Regions from separate parts of the Homo sapiens genome. Here region 1 is linked to region 2. Evidence: chromatin contacts called from ENCODE Hi-C or POLR2A ChIA-PET data. All regions are on one chromosome and are shown on one strand. The core of a region is the stretch at or near the end of the contact, and the rest is flanking DNA. Distances in the headings are between cores, read along the strand shown. Region 1 overlaps GTF2IRD1 (GTF2I repeat domain containing 1). Region 2 overlaps CLIP2 (CAP-Gly domain containing linker protein 2).

Evidence for each region. A loop is a pair of places that touch in the nucleus more often than their neighbours do. ChIA-PET counts read pairs that join two places held with the same protein, here RNA polymerase II (POLR2A).
Region 1: a loop to region 2 is called in a map of sciatic nerve, with 6 times the contacts of the local background. The contact joins two enhancer-like sites. A Hi-C loop is called at or near these places in 1 of 168 maps with a recorded cell type or tissue (sciatic nerve). POLR2A ChIA-PET finds 5 or more read pairs at or near these places in 1 of 52 experiments (Caco-2).

The regions. Positions count from the first base shown.
Region 1 is chr7:74,526,253-74,533,478 of GRCh38, reverse strand. It overlaps GTF2IRD1 (GTF2I repeat domain containing 1), which reads right to left. Exons shown (of 27, transcript NM_005685.4): 9 at 3,562-3,745. WBSCR23 (Williams-Beuren syndrome chromosome region 23) reads right to left here and starts at 887. Exons shown (of 1, transcript XR_007060383.1): 1 at 266-887. Within about 2 kb of position 5,463, at least 5 of the 41 ENCODE cell types and tissues checked have a DNase peak (open chromatin) inside an H3K27ac peak, as active enhancers do.
Region 2 is chr7:74,301,483-74,308,772 of GRCh38, reverse strand. The region is part of intron 1 of CLIP2 (CAP-Gly domain containing linker protein 2); the gene reads right to left. Among named protein-coding and RNA genes, the nearest start is that of CLIP2, 16 kb to the right of the region's middle. RefSeq lists enhancers at 222-860, 1,668-1,812 and a cis regulatory region at 1,735-1,745. Within about 2 kb of position 1,837, at least 8 of the 41 ENCODE cell types and tissues checked have a DNase peak (open chromatin) inside an H3K27ac peak, as active enhancers do.

The DNA.
Region 1 (7,226 bases), core at 4,214-6,713, 220 kb before region 2:
GCCCATTTAGGGACCCAAGTCATCCAGGTAAGATGCATGGAACCAGCCGGGCGTGGTGGCTCAAGCCTATAATCCCAGTACTTTGGGAAGCCCAGGCAGGTGGATCACCTGAGGTCAGGAGTTTGAGACCAGCCTGGCCAACATGGTGAAACCCCGTCTCTACTAAAAATACAAAAACTAGCCAGGTGTGGTGGTGCATGCCTGTAATCCCAGCTACTTGGGAGGCGGAGGCAGGAGAATTGCTTGAACCTGAGAGGCGGAGGTTTCAGTGAGCCGACATAGCACCACTGCACTCCAGCCTGGGCAATAGAGTGAGACTCCATCTGAAAAAAAAAAAAAAAAAAATGATGCATGGAACCTCTAGCCAGGAAAATGAGGATGAAATAAAGGTCTGAGAGTCTGAGAGGGCGGGGCTGGGCTCACACACTCTCCTGCCTCCAGGACTGGAGTTCTGGCATTCTTTCCCTTCTAACCTCAGCCCCACCAGGGTGGTGCCTGGTGGTGGGTCAGGGGCCCTCAGGCAGCTGATTATGGAGGTACAGCTTCCCTGCCATGGAGTGGCTGGACCACGGACAGAGCCTTGGGCTCTAGGGGGAATGTAGGAGGAAAGAAGGGATGTCCCAGCCTGCATACCTGACAATGTCCAAGGGAGGACCCAGCAGGAAATTAAAACAGAGGCAAAAACACCAGTCCTGGGAGGCAGAGCCGGGGGTGCAAGGCTGACGGTGACTTCTGTTTTCACGCTGGAGGCCCCACTCCCCTGCCACTCCTGAAGGCCCCCACACATCTGGATCCACAGGCCCAGAGGCAGCCTCAGGGAATAATTTTGGGGGAAAACTGGCTTCCTTTCTGAGGCCTGCTTCCTCAGCCCCACCCAGTGATGGAGACACAGTCAGCATTGGTTGTCGTTTTATTATTGTTTTCAGAGATAGGGTCTGGCTCTGTCGCCCAGGCTGGAGTGCAGTGGCGTGATCATAGCTCACTGCAGCCTCCAATTCCTGGGCTCAAGTGATCCTCCTCCGTCAGCCTCCTCAGTAGCTAGGACTACAGGTGCATACCACCAGGCCTGGCTATTTATTTTATTTTTTGTAGAAATAGGGTCTCACTATATTGCCCAGGTTGGTCTCAAACTCCTGGCCTCAAGTGATCCTCCTGTCTCAGCCTTTCCAAGTGCTAGGATTACAAGTGTAAGCCACTGTGCCCAGCCTGCAGTTTTATTATTTACAGTTTTATTTATTTATCAGGGAGAACAGGGTCGGGGAGATGTGGGTTCGAGACAGCATCAGGGACTTACACCATTCCCTGGGGGGGCATTGGGGGTGGAGGCAGATGTCAGGGAGCGGTCAGATGCCCTCACGGGCTGCCCGGACTGGAAGGCCCACATGATAGGCACTGACCAAGGGGTCGCTGGCCAGCCTCTAAGCACAGTTCTGAGTTCTAGAAATCTTCTCCAGATACTTTCTCCTCCTAAGTTCTGGCTTAGCTAGAACCAATATATCTGCCCCTGAGGTGTGAACCCACAGCCCTGGGGGATTCTATTGTATCCCAGTAGGAATACAGACATGAGAAGTAGGAGGCCAGAACTTGGCATGAGTTGGGGTTGGGGCAGAGGTGGGGGGCAGAGAGCTGTACCACCAATAACAAGACCCTCAGGCCTTGTAGAAAGCACTTCTGACTCCCAGATGGTGCATACCCTGCAGATACCTGGGCCAGGGCAGAGACTCTACCTCCTGGCTCCCCCCACTTTTTTTTTTTCTTTTTGGAGATGGGGTCTTGCTACGTTGGCCAGGCTGGTCTTGAACTCCTAGGCTCAAGTGATCCGCCTACCTTGGCCTCCTAAAGTGCTGGGATTACAGGCCGTAAGCCACTGTGCTCAGCCCCTGGCTCCTTTTTAAGCCCTCCTCTCCTGACTCACTTTTGCCAGCATGATCTCAGATGGTTAAATGATGAGGCTGGGGTGTGTAATAGAAAAAAGTGTACTTGGAGGCTCTGAAGCTGTAGCCACTGTTCTAAGCATTTCATCCACATCTGGTAATTTACTCTCCGATCAACACTATGAGGCATGGACAATTATCAGGCCTGGTTATTCTATGTTTAATTTATTTATTTAGAGATGGATTCTCGCTGTCACCCAGGCTGGAGTGCAGTTGTGCCATCTTGGCTCACTGCAATCTCTGTCGCCCGAATTCAAGCCATTCTCATGCCTCAGCCTCCCGAGTAGCTGGGACTACAGGCGTGCGCCACCACACCTGGCTAATTTTTGTATGTTTAGTAGAGACGGAGTTTCACCATGTTGGCCGGGCTGGTCTCAAACTCTTGACCTCAGGTGATCCACTCATCCTGGCCTCCCAAAGTGCTGGGATTACAGGCGTAATCCAGGCCACCATGCCTGGCCTATTTTTTATTTTTTGAGATGGGGTGTCACTCTGTCACCCAGGCTGGAGTGCAGTGGCACGATCATAGCTCACTGCAGTCTCGAACTCCTGTGGTCAAGTGATCCTCCCATCTCAGCCTCCAAGTAGCTGGGACTACAGGTACCTGCCACCATGCCTGGCTAACTTTTTAAATATTTTGCAGAGATGGGGTCTCGCCATGTTGCCTGGGCTGGTATCAGGCCTGGTTTATGTAAATGAGGCACAGAGTGGTTAAGTAACTTGCCCAAGGACGCCCAGGTCGGAAATGTCTTCAGGTGCACCGATGCACTTAATGATGTTTTAATTCACAAGGGAAATAAGGACAATGAAAAAACACCTCATGCTTATTAAACATCTGCTACATGTCAGGTGTGTTTCATCCACTTTTTCATTTTATGTTAGGAAAACTTGGGTCGGGGGGGCCATCATTGTCCCTTCCCCCCACCCCTGCCGCCTTTTTTTTTTTTTTTTTTTTTTTAAGAAACAGGGCCTTGCTCTGACACTCAGGCTATGCAGGCCTGGGCAATATAGCAAGATCCCATCTCTATTCAAAAAAAAAAAAAAAAAAAAATTACAAAGTGCCTGATTAGGCCAGACACCGTGCCTGCATTTTCCATTCAATCCTCAAAAGGCCCAGAAGGAATAGGCCACACAGCTACACAAGGAGCTATAACAGAATTCTCTCTCAGACTCGTCTTATTCTCTGTGTTAAGTTAGAGAACCCATTCATTCTGCCCCTGCCCCATCATTGCCTCCCCAGGCCCCTGCTTAGCCCACATGCCCCAAAACCCGGAGCCCAAGCCAAGCCCGGAGCAGAAGGCCAGACCCCTACGCCCACCCGCACCTCTCTTTTTTGAGACAGAGTCTCACTTTGTCACCCAGGCTGGAGTGCAGTGGCATGATCTTGGCTCATTGCAACCTCTGCCTCCCGGGTTCAAGAGATTCTCCTGCCTCAGCGTCCCAAGTAGCTGGGATTACAGGCACCCACCACCACACCTGGCTAATTTTTGTATTGTTAATAGAGACGGGGTTTTGCCATGTTGACCAGGCTGGTCTCGAACTCCTGGCCTCAAGCGATCTGCCTGCCTTGGCCTCCCAAAGTGCTGGGATTACAGGCATGAGCCACTGCGCCCAGCCCCACCCGCACCTCTTAATGATGAAGTGGATACTATGGCGCTCCTCCAGGATCCGCTTCAGCTTGGGGACTCCATAAGTGCAGGGGCGCTTGAAGGGGATCTTGTCCGGGATGCCCACGATCTCCACAGCCTCCGGGTCACAGGCAATCTTCCGGTAGGGCACGGGGACCATGTGGTCCAGGCCCAGGGCTTCCGCTGGAAAGACAACCAAACAGCAAGGCTGAGTGTTAGACAGGCTGCTGGACACACAGGACCCGGGAGCTGCGGTCCCCATCACCTCCCACCGTCCCCACTCCACTCTGGCCATGTAGCGGCCAGAGGGATCCTGCAGAAATGTCAAAATCATATCACTTTTCTGTTAGGAAATTGGCTGGGCTGGGTGCGGTGACTCATGCCTGTAATTCCAGCACTCCGGGAGGCTGAGGTGGACAGATGGCTTGAGCCCAGGAGTTCAAGACCAGCCTGGACAACACAGCAAGACCCCATCTCTGCAGAAAGTAAAATACAAAAAGCTAGGTGTGGTGGTGCACGCCTGTGGTCCCAGCTACTCGGGAGGCTGAGGTGGGAGAATCACTTGAGCCTAGGAGTTCGAAGCTGCAGTGAGCCAAGATCATGCCACTGCACTCCAGCCTGGGCAACAGAGTGAGACCCTGTCTCAAAAAATAAAAATAAAAAATGTCCAGTGGCTCCCATCTCATTTGGTGACAGCCAAAGTCCTACGTATGTGACTTCATCACCTCTGGCCTCATCTGCCCCCTTCATGCCTCTGTGTGCTCCCCCTACCCCTGCCGCCCCCTTGGTGCTTCCCCTACAGGCCAGGAGCATACACTCGGTTCAATGCCTTTGTACCTGCTCTTCTGTCTGCTCAGATCCCTTTCTCCTAGAAATCCATAAACATCCATCCATCAGTCCGTCTATCCATCCATCCATCCATCCGTCTATCCATCCATCCATCCATCCATCCATCCATCCATCCATCCATCCACCCATCCACCCGGTTGTCCGTCCATCCATCCATCCATCCATCCATCCATCCATCCATCCATCCATCCATCCATCTGCCCATTCATCCATCCATCCTTTCATCCATCCATCCATCCATCCATCCATCCATCCATCCATCCACCCACCCACCCACCCGGCTGTATATCCATCTGCCCATCCATCCATTCATCCATCCATCCATCCATCCATCCATCCATCCATCCATCCATCCATCCACCCATCTTTCCTTCCCTCCCTCCCTCCCTCCCTCCTTTCAGGTGTTTGCTCAAATAGCACTTTGGCAGCCTAACACAGCCTCCTCCATCCCTCATTCCCTCCCCTGCTGTGTCTGTCATCCACTGGTCATCACCTGACACTACATCCACACTCATCTCTATGTGTACTGTCTAGAAAGGAAGCTGCATAAGAACAGGGGTTTTGGCCAGGTGCAGTGGCTCATGCCTGTCATCCCAGCACTTTGGAAGGCTACAGTTGTTGGGAAATGCTTGAGCCCAGGAGTTCAAGACCAGCCTGGGCAACACAGTAAGAAGCCATCTCTATAAAAATACAAAAAATTAGCCGGGCTTGGGCCTGTAGTCCCAGCTACTTGGCAGGCTGATGCTGGAGGATCGCTTGAGTCCAGGAGTTCGAAGATGCAGTGAGCTGTGATTGCACCACTACACTCCAGCCTGGGTGACAGAGCGAGACTGTCTGAAAAAGAGTAGGGGTTTTGTTTTCTGCCTTGCCACTGCGACCTCAATGGGGCTGGGCACACACTAAGTGCTTTCTGCATAGTGAATATACAAATGGCTAAAGGAAGTGCCCAAGCTTGAGATTAGCTCCTGGCAGGCGAGTAGTTGCACAGGTGAGCACAGGTGTGTGCCTTCTTCCAGGGAGGAGCTTGGCACGCCCTTCATTCACCAGCGCCATAAACAAAACACACCCCAGAAGCTGACGGCTCTGCCAACAGCCAAGCAGACAGAATCCAGGCTCATGCCCAGGCTACTTGCTCTGTTTTCCCAGACTTGTGCCATTTCAGTCATTCACTTCGACCCCAGCTACACGTTTTCATTAATTCATTCATCAAATACTTTTTTTTTTTCCCTGATGGAGTCTTGCTCTGTTGCCCAGGCTGGAGTGCAGCGGCACAATCTTGGCTCACTGCAAACTCCCTGACTGGGTTCAAGCAATTCTCCTGCCTCAGCCTCCCGAGTAGCTGGGATTACAGGCGTGTGCCACCACGCCCAGCTAATTTTTGTATTTTTAGTAGAGTCAGGGTTTCACCATGTTGGCCAGGCTGGTTTTGAACTCCTGACCTCAGGTGATCCGCCTGCCTTGGCCTCCCAAAGTGCTGGGATTAAAGGAGTGAACCACAGTCCCCGGCCCCACACCAAATACTTTTTAAGCACCTACTATGTTCCTAATACAAGCTGGTACTTTCTTTCTTTCTTTTTCAGAGACAGGGTCTTGCTAACAGCCCAGGCTGAAGTGCAGTGGCATAATCATTGCTCACTGCAGCCTCGACTTCTGGCTAAAGTCATCCTCCTACCTCAGCCTTTTGAGTAGCTAGGACTACAGGCATGTGTTACCATGCCCAGCTATTTACTTTTTTATTTTTTGAAGAGACGGGGTCTTGCTATGTTGCCCAGACTGATCTTGAACTCCTGGGCTCAAGTGATCCTCTTGCCTCAGCTTCCCAAAGTGCTAAGATTACAGGCATGAGCCACCGCTCCTGGCCTTAAGCAAGTACTTTCATGGGTCACCCTTCCCCTGACCTGAGTATCCACTTCACTCTTGCCTCCCCGTATGACCATGGACGGGGCCTCGATACACTGTCCTCCCTCCAGGCTCCCATATCTCCTGGCTGTTCCTCAGGCCCCTCCCTGTCCTAGCCCTGCTTCTCTGGCCACACTATGCTTTGTCTGTGTTCCTGTAAGTGCCAGCCCAGAGCTGGACCTCCCTCCAGCCCTGCTTGGGCCCTCCCTTGGGTGCCTCTGACACTGTTTTCCTGTTGATGCAGCGGCCCAGGTCTGCGTTGGCGGCTTTGGCATCCAGATCCCACTGAGATGTCACACTTAGCTCGTTGTCAAATGAAACCTTCGAAATCTCAACAGCTGGCAAAGCATCTCTCCCCACTTCCCCCCCACCTCCCACATCAGCAGCCACCCCCAGCCCCAGCCCTTGAGCAATTGGTCCTTTGAGTGCCTGTGAATTTGTCTCCGTCTGGTTCATCTGGTTTATTGGGGCTTGTCTTTTCAGCACTGGGGAGATTCAGTGGACAGAGGGCCAACCCCCGAACCCTGCTGTTGCCCCTTGGGAAGGGGCTGCCTTCATGCAGTGCCACCATGCACCCTCCTCGGCCCCTCACCTGGTCCCAGCATCATCCCAGAGGACATGTCCTCGAGACTTCCTGAAGCCTAATGTTTCCCCCAATTCTAATTTTTCTGTTTCTTCCTCCTTTGTACCACCCACACTGTCACTGGCCCAATTCACCCAGATTTGGTGGCTGGTAGAGCTGGGAGCAGGGTTTGCTCACCCACGACCAGTGGAATGCCTTGGGCTGCCAGACCCCGTCCCCACCACCCGTGGGGTCCCCAGTACTGGGCAGCTGCCTTCTCCCCCACGCAGCTCCCCAGAGGGAGCTCCGGCTTTATGGGGAACAAGATCTTGACCACTCCACACCCAACACTCT
Region 2 (7,290 bases), core at 588-3,087:
ACATGAAAAGACGGCCGAGGCAGGCAGATCACTGAAGGTCAGGAGTTTGAGACCAGCCCGGCCAACGTGGTGAAACCCTGTCTCTACTAAAAATACAAAAATTAGCTGGGCGTGGTGGCACACACCTGTAGTTCCAGCTACTTGGGAGGTGGAGGCAGGAGAATCGCTTGAACCCGGAAGGCGGAGGTTGCAGTGAGCTGACATCGCACCACCATGCTCCAGCCTGGGCAACAAAGCGAGACTCCATCTCAAAATAAATAAATATAAATAAATAAACAAACTAGATTATGAATGAATGAATGAATGATACTTACCCAAGAGGTGAGAAGTCCAGGACACCATTCTCACCTCCTTAGGACATAGCACTCAGGTCTGAGTGGCTTGTGGTGATCAGCCCAGCTGGTCAGACACCACAGGTCATCACACAGCCGGTCTGGCCTCCCAACCAGCCAGCATCCCCTCTGAGGCAGAGATCAGGCGTGAGAACCCTGTCCCTGGCACTGGAGGCTCCTGCAGATGACCCTGCAGTCCTTACCACCCGCCTGACACTGTCCCACCTCCCAGAGGCCACCTGTGTCTTTTCTCCCACCTGCTTCACTTCTCCTATTTGCATTACCTACTGACACCTAGCCTGATGCCACCTCCTCCAGGAAGTCTCTCAGGACCTTCGGCCCACAGAGACCTCAGGATCACATGTGGAGCCAAGGAGGAGAGAGTATGCTGTTCTTGTCTGTCTTCGTCATGCCACCTGGGAGCTTACAGGCAACTTCAGGCAGGGCCATAGTCTCTCCTCTCTGGGAACCCAGCCTGAGCCATGGTGCCTGGCACAGAGCCATGATCTGGAATTCCCACGACAACACACCTACAGCCGCCCAGAGGACACAAATCCCCAGAAACACTACTCCCAGGGAACGCTCCCAAAATTAACCTCCAGCCCTCCTGAACCACCCCCCAGCAGCCTCCAGTATGAAGAACCTACTGTTGCCGGGCACGGTGGCTCATGCCTGTAATCCCAGAACTTTGGGAGGCTGAGGCGGGCAGATCACAAGGTCAGGAGTTTGAGACCAGCCTGGCCAACAGAGTGAAACCCTGTCTCTACTAAAAATACAAAAAAATTAGCCAGGCATGGTGGTGGGCACCTGTAGTCCCAGCTACTAGGGAGGCTGAGGCAGGAGAATCACTTGAACCCAGGAGGCGGAGGTTGTGGTGAGCCGAGATGGTGCCATTGCACTCCAGCCTGGGCGACAGATCGACACTCAAACAAAACAAAACCAAAAACAAAAAAACGAACCTACTGTCTACCAGGCATTGCACGAATGTGGCCTCATGTCCTCCCCAGCCCCTGCACAAGGCAGAGGTCCTCTGACAGGTGGAGCTTCCCGAGTGCAGAGAAGTTCGGGGACTCAAAGTCACACACTGCTAAGTGGCTGTCCTGGAATCAGACCCGGGTCTGGCCCTTCCCTACCTCCCATCCTGCCGAGCCCAGCCCTGGAATAACATTTGTGAGCCCCCTGGCCTCTGGGGACAGCGTCCGCCTGCCACGGCTCACAAAGGAAACCAAAGAGCTGGCAGGAGAGGAGAACCAAGGCGGCATTCAGTCAGGCCCGGCCACCCTTGCTGTGGGAGGGGGAGAAGGGTGCAGAGGGGGAGCAGCCCCCCTGTCCCCGAGGAGCACCCGGAAGGGGAGAGGGGAGAATAGTGAACAGGAAGAAGGGGGAGGCCACCTGCCCTCGTGTGACTCAGCTGTGCTGGTGGGACAGAGGAAGAGAGAGGGATTCTTGGAAAACGCTGGGACTTGATGATAAATTGGCCTCTGGCCACACTGTGGCCGACGTGGGAGGCGGGGAAGCCTGGGGCAGTCCCAGCTCCAAACCCCAGACTTTCTCCGAGTGGCTGTGAGCCCTTGGCCCAGAGAGAGCCTCAGTTTCATTACCTGTAAAATGGGGTACAAGTGTCACCACCTCCTGGGAGTGAGGCAGAGAAGACACCCCAGGAGTATGCCCGGCTGCTCGGGAAGGGGACTGTCACTACTCTCTGGAGGCCCTGGTGCACAGGACGGACAGGCGAGGGCGGGGTGGCATTCAGACCAACAGTCCCCCTTTTGTGCCACCCTCCGATGCCGTTTCCCAGAGACAAGCCCCGGCTGCATTTCACGCCTTCCATTTCAGCTGCCCGGGGGTGGCGGGCTGCAGCCTCGGAACTCTGCCAATCAGGGCCCCGGCGGAGGGGGACGGGTGCCAAATAGAGCAGTGGAAAGCCCATCTTGGTTTGGCGGGCCAGCCTCATCCTGGGGCGAGGGAGGCAGGAGCCAGGAAGCGGGCACGCCTGCAGAGACCCCGGACGTGGCTCTCTCCCGGAGGGGCAGGTGCTTGGCAGGGACACTGCTGCTGGCTGGGGTGGGTCACATCCAGCCTTCACCAGAGCCCACTCTCTCCAGGGCCCTCGGGGGTCCCAGCAGCTGGGGTGCTCATGCCCACACTTCCTGAGGTGTAACCCGCAGTCCCCACAATCAGGCCCCAGAGGTAGGCTCAGCACAGCCCCTGCCCACATGCCACAAGCCCTAGGGCACCAGGCACAACAGCACCTCTCGGAGGAGCAAGGGACCCGTAACCGGGAGCCTGGGCAGGCAGCACCTGCGGGGCAGAGGGTCTGGGATCCCGCAAAGGAAACTGACCACACTCTGCCAGGTCCACCCAACACCCAAGGATCTGGTGGGGCTGGAAGGCAGCAGGGGATCTAGAGAGTATGAGAGACAGGCAGGGTCTCCTGGACGTGCCCCAGCAATCAGGCTGAGGGGATGAGGGGCCACAGAGAGACTCCAAGCCAGGGGTCCCCCACAATCAGACAAGCACACCAGCAAGACCGCTCTGGGAGCTGAGGATGATGGTGAACTGGCAGCAGGGGCGGTGGGGGGGGGTTGGGGTGCAGGGAGAGAAGCCAGCTGGGGGCTGCTGAGATGGAAGCAGATCCCTAAAATGTGACCGGGTGCGGTGACTCATGTCTGTAATCCCAGCACTTTGGGAGGCCAAGACAGGAGGATCACCTGAGGTCAGGAGTTCAAGACCAGCCTGGGCAACATGGCGAAACCCCATCTCTACTAAAAATAGAAAAATTAGCTGGGCGTGGTGGCGCATGCCTGTAATCCCAGCCACTTGGGAGACTGAGGCAGGAGAATCACTTGAACCCAGGAGGCAGAGATTGCAGTGAGCTGAGATGGTGCCATTGCACTCCAGCCTGGGCGACAAAGTGAGACTCCGTCTCAAAAACAAACAAACAACAAACAAAATGAGGCCTGATCTGGGACAGAGAGGGGACACTGGGAGGGAGGTGGGGGGAGGTAGGGGCTGCAGCAGAGAACTCAAAGCAACCACAGGGCACAAACCTGAGGGCAACCCAACGACAGGTGGGCAGGAATGGGACCAGCCTTTGCGGGGGAGGCCAGGCTGCACAACCCACCAGCTGAGAGACAGAGAGCTGCTGTGCCTCCCCAGGAACAGGAAAATGCAAACCCAGGGTGCCCCATCCAATGGGCAAGTCAAAAGGCCTGGCAATGCCAAGTATTGGAGAGGGGGCAGAGCAGTGGGTGGGTGGGCACGGATGGCACAGTGCCTGGGCTGGACAGGGAACGTAAGTGTACAGTGGAGGGATGGATGGTCCCCTAGAGGGTCCTCCCTGGCAATTGGCCTGCCTGCCCTGGAGCCACCCACAGGATGAACTCCATTGTAAGAGCAGGGAGGGGTGGTTTGGTGGTGGGAGGGGACTGGGGTGGGGTAACTGGGGACTTTATTTATTTATTTATTTATTCATTCATTCATTTATTTATTTTTGGAGACAGGGTCTCCCTCTGTTGCCCAGGCAAGAGTGTAGTGATGCAATCATAGCTCACTGTAGCCTTGAACTCCTGGGCTCAAGTGATCCTCCTTCCTTAGCCTCCCGAGTAGTTGGGACCACAGGTGTATGCCACCATATCCGGCTAATTTATGTAAAGAGAGGATCTCACTATGTTGCCCAGGCTGGTCTTGAACTCCTGGCTTCAAGTGATTCTCTTGGCTCAGCCTCCCAGAGTGCTGGGATTACAGGCATCAGCCACCATGCCCAGCCTTTGTTATATTTCTAAGGTTTGTTTCCTAGCCCTATGGGGTGCACATGGGTGTTCAATGTATCCTGTCTACTCCTTTGAATATCTAACAGATTTCTTAAACTTTTTTTTTTTTTTGTCAGAGTCTCCCTCTGTCGCCCAGGTTTTTTTGTCAGAGTCTCCCTCTGTCACCCAGGTTGGAGTGCAATGGCGTGATCTCGGCTCACTGCAACCTCCACCTCCCGGGTTCAAACCATTCTCCGGCCTCAGCCTCCCGAGTAGCTGGGATTACAGGCATCTGCCATCATGCCCAGCTAATTTTTGTATTTTTGTAGAGATGAGGTTTCACTATGTTGGCCAGGCTGGTCTTGAACTCCTGACCTCAGGTGATCCACCTGCCTTGGCCTCCCAAAGTGCTGGGATTACAGGCATGAGCCACCATGCCCGGCTTCTTAATCATTTTTTTAAAAGAAAAATAAAGATAGGCTAGGTACGGTGGCTCACGCCTGCAATCCTAGCACTCTGGGATGCCAAGGCAAGATCATTTGAGGCCAGGAGTTCGAGACCAGCCTGGACAACACAGTGAGACCTCACCTCCTATTAAAAAAAAAAAATTAGCCAGGCATGGTGACACACACCTGTAGTCCCAGCTACTTAGGAGGCTAAGGTGGGAGGATTGCTTGAGTCCAGAAGTTTGAGGCTGCAGTGAGCTGTGATCTGTGATCCTGCCACTGAACCCCATCCTGGGCCACAGAGCAAGACTCTATTTTTTTTTTTTTTTTTGAGACCGAGTCTCACTCTGTCACCCATTCTGGAGTGCAGTGGCACGATCTCAGCTCACTGCAACCTCCGCCTGCTGAGTTCAAGCGATTCTTGTGCCTCAGCTTCCCAAGTAGCTGAGCCCACAGGAGTGCACCACCACAACTGGCTAATTTTTGTATTTTTAGTAGAGACGGGGTTTCACCATGTTGGCCAGGCTGGTCTCGAACTCCTGACCTCAGGTGATCCGCCTGCCTTCACCTCCCAAAGTGGTGGAATTACAGGCGTGAGCCACCACGCCTGACCTAAGACCCTATTTCTAAAAAAAAAAAAAAAAAAAATAAGAGACACAAGGGGAGGGAGAAGGAAACATTATCTCCACTGCACAGCCACCAAGAGGCAAGCCCCCAACAGAGAGGACCCCAAAATGCTCACTGCCAGGCCAGGCTTTCTGAGCCAATGGTGAGCCCTTCTCTGAGCATGAAGGGGGCTCCCCAAGCCCTACCCAGCACCCCAATGCCCACACATGCACTAGAATGCCAGTCCCACCCCAATCCTGCACCATGCAGAATCCAGCAGGGGGTCTTGGGTGTAACACCACTCCAGGCTGGCACCTCACCTGCTCCACGGACCCCACTGCCCATCCATCCCACACAGCTTTGTTTGCATTTGCCCAAGGCTCAGGGAATCTGAGAAGGTTGACTTAGGTCACCCAGTGGTGAAGCTAGAGTCTCCACATCCTCCCTGACCAGGGCAAGAAGAGGGCAGGGCTGGACGGCCCCTTCCCTGTGAGTCTTGCCGGCTCTGAGGCGGAACCTGAAGCTCTGAGCCTTATACCCACTATCCCTCAGGCCTGGGAGAGCTGATGGGAGGGTGCCCGGCTGTCTGTACTGCTGTCTCCACCCATACTTGGTCAGTCTTCTCTGCCAGGCCTGCGGGGAGCTGCAGCCCCAGCTGTGCAGGCAACACACACAGCTGCTGGCCAGCAGTAGAGGTACGAGGGAGCCCCAGGAAGAATGGGGTGGGGATAAATCCCGAGCTGCCCTGAGAGCACCCATTGGCCTGGCGGCCATCCAGATAGTGGGGACAGCTGACAGCCAGCGTGGGGATAGGGCCTTGCCCCAGCATCACAGCAGATCCAGGGCTGGAACCCAGGCTCCACAAGCCCACGTGGCTTCAAACAGGAGGGAGGGAGATGAAACTGGCAAGACCACAGTGGATAGTGTGGACCAGGTTTACACAGTGCAGGGCTCTGGGCTCCTGGGCTGAGCAGGGCAGGACAGACCCAGGCCAAGTGCCCCAGTCAAACCCCAACTTCTCTGGCACCTGCAGCTGGGAGACAAGCAAGGGTTGAGTCTAGAAGCCTGGGTTCCGGTCCCACATGCTACCTTTCTCACTATGTCCGAGCTCAGGGCTGTGGTTCCTCAGTTTTAGAGGAGGCATCTTCTGGCCAGGCCTGGTGGGAGGCTGAGGTGTGTGGAACACCTGTGGTCAGGAGTTCGAGACCAGCCTGGCCAACATGGTGAAACCCCATCTCTACTAAAATACAAAAATTAATTGGGCGTGGTGGTGTGCGCCTGTAATCCCTGCTACTTGGGAGGCTGAGGCAGGAGAATCGCTTGAACCAGGGAGGCGGAGGTTGCAGTGAGCTGATATCGCGCCATTGCACTCCAGCCTGGGTGACAGAGTAAGACTCTATTTCAAAAAAATTTTTAAAATAAAAAAAATAAAAAATAAAGGAGGCATCTTCCTTGCCCTGCCAACAGCCTGAGGGACCACAGGGCCCTGGGAACGCCCAGCCTGTCTGTCTCGCGGGAGCTAGACACACACACAGAGTTGGCATGCTCAGAACCACCAGCCACAAAAAAAGGTCCAACGCTGAAAATAACCCACACATCCATTACCATTAGAATGAGTCAATAAGGCCAGGCATGGTGGCTCGTGCCTGTAATCCCAGCACTTTGGGAGGTCAAGGCGGGTGGATCACTTGAGGCCAGCAGTTCGAGACCAGCCTGGCCAACATGGTGTAACCCCATCTCTACTAAAAATACAAAAATTAGCCTGGTGTGGTGGAGGGCACCTGTAATCCTAGCTACTTGGGAGGCTGAGGCAGGAGGATCACTTGAGCCCAGGAGATAGAGGCTGCAGTGAGCCGAGATCACGCCAGCGCACTCCAGTCTTAGCAACAGAGCAAGACTCTGTCTCAAAAAAACAAAAAAAACAAAACAAACAAACAAAAAACAATGCCAGGCGCAGTGGCTCACGCCTGTAATCCCAACACTTTGGGAGGTGGAGGTGGGCGGATCACCTGAGGTCAGGAGTTTGAGACCAGCCTGGCCAACATGGTGAAACCCCGTCTCTACCAAAAATACAAAAAAAAAAAAAATTAGCCGGGCATTGTGGCGGGTGCCTGTAATCCCAGCTACTCGGGAGGCTGAGGCAGGAGAATCACT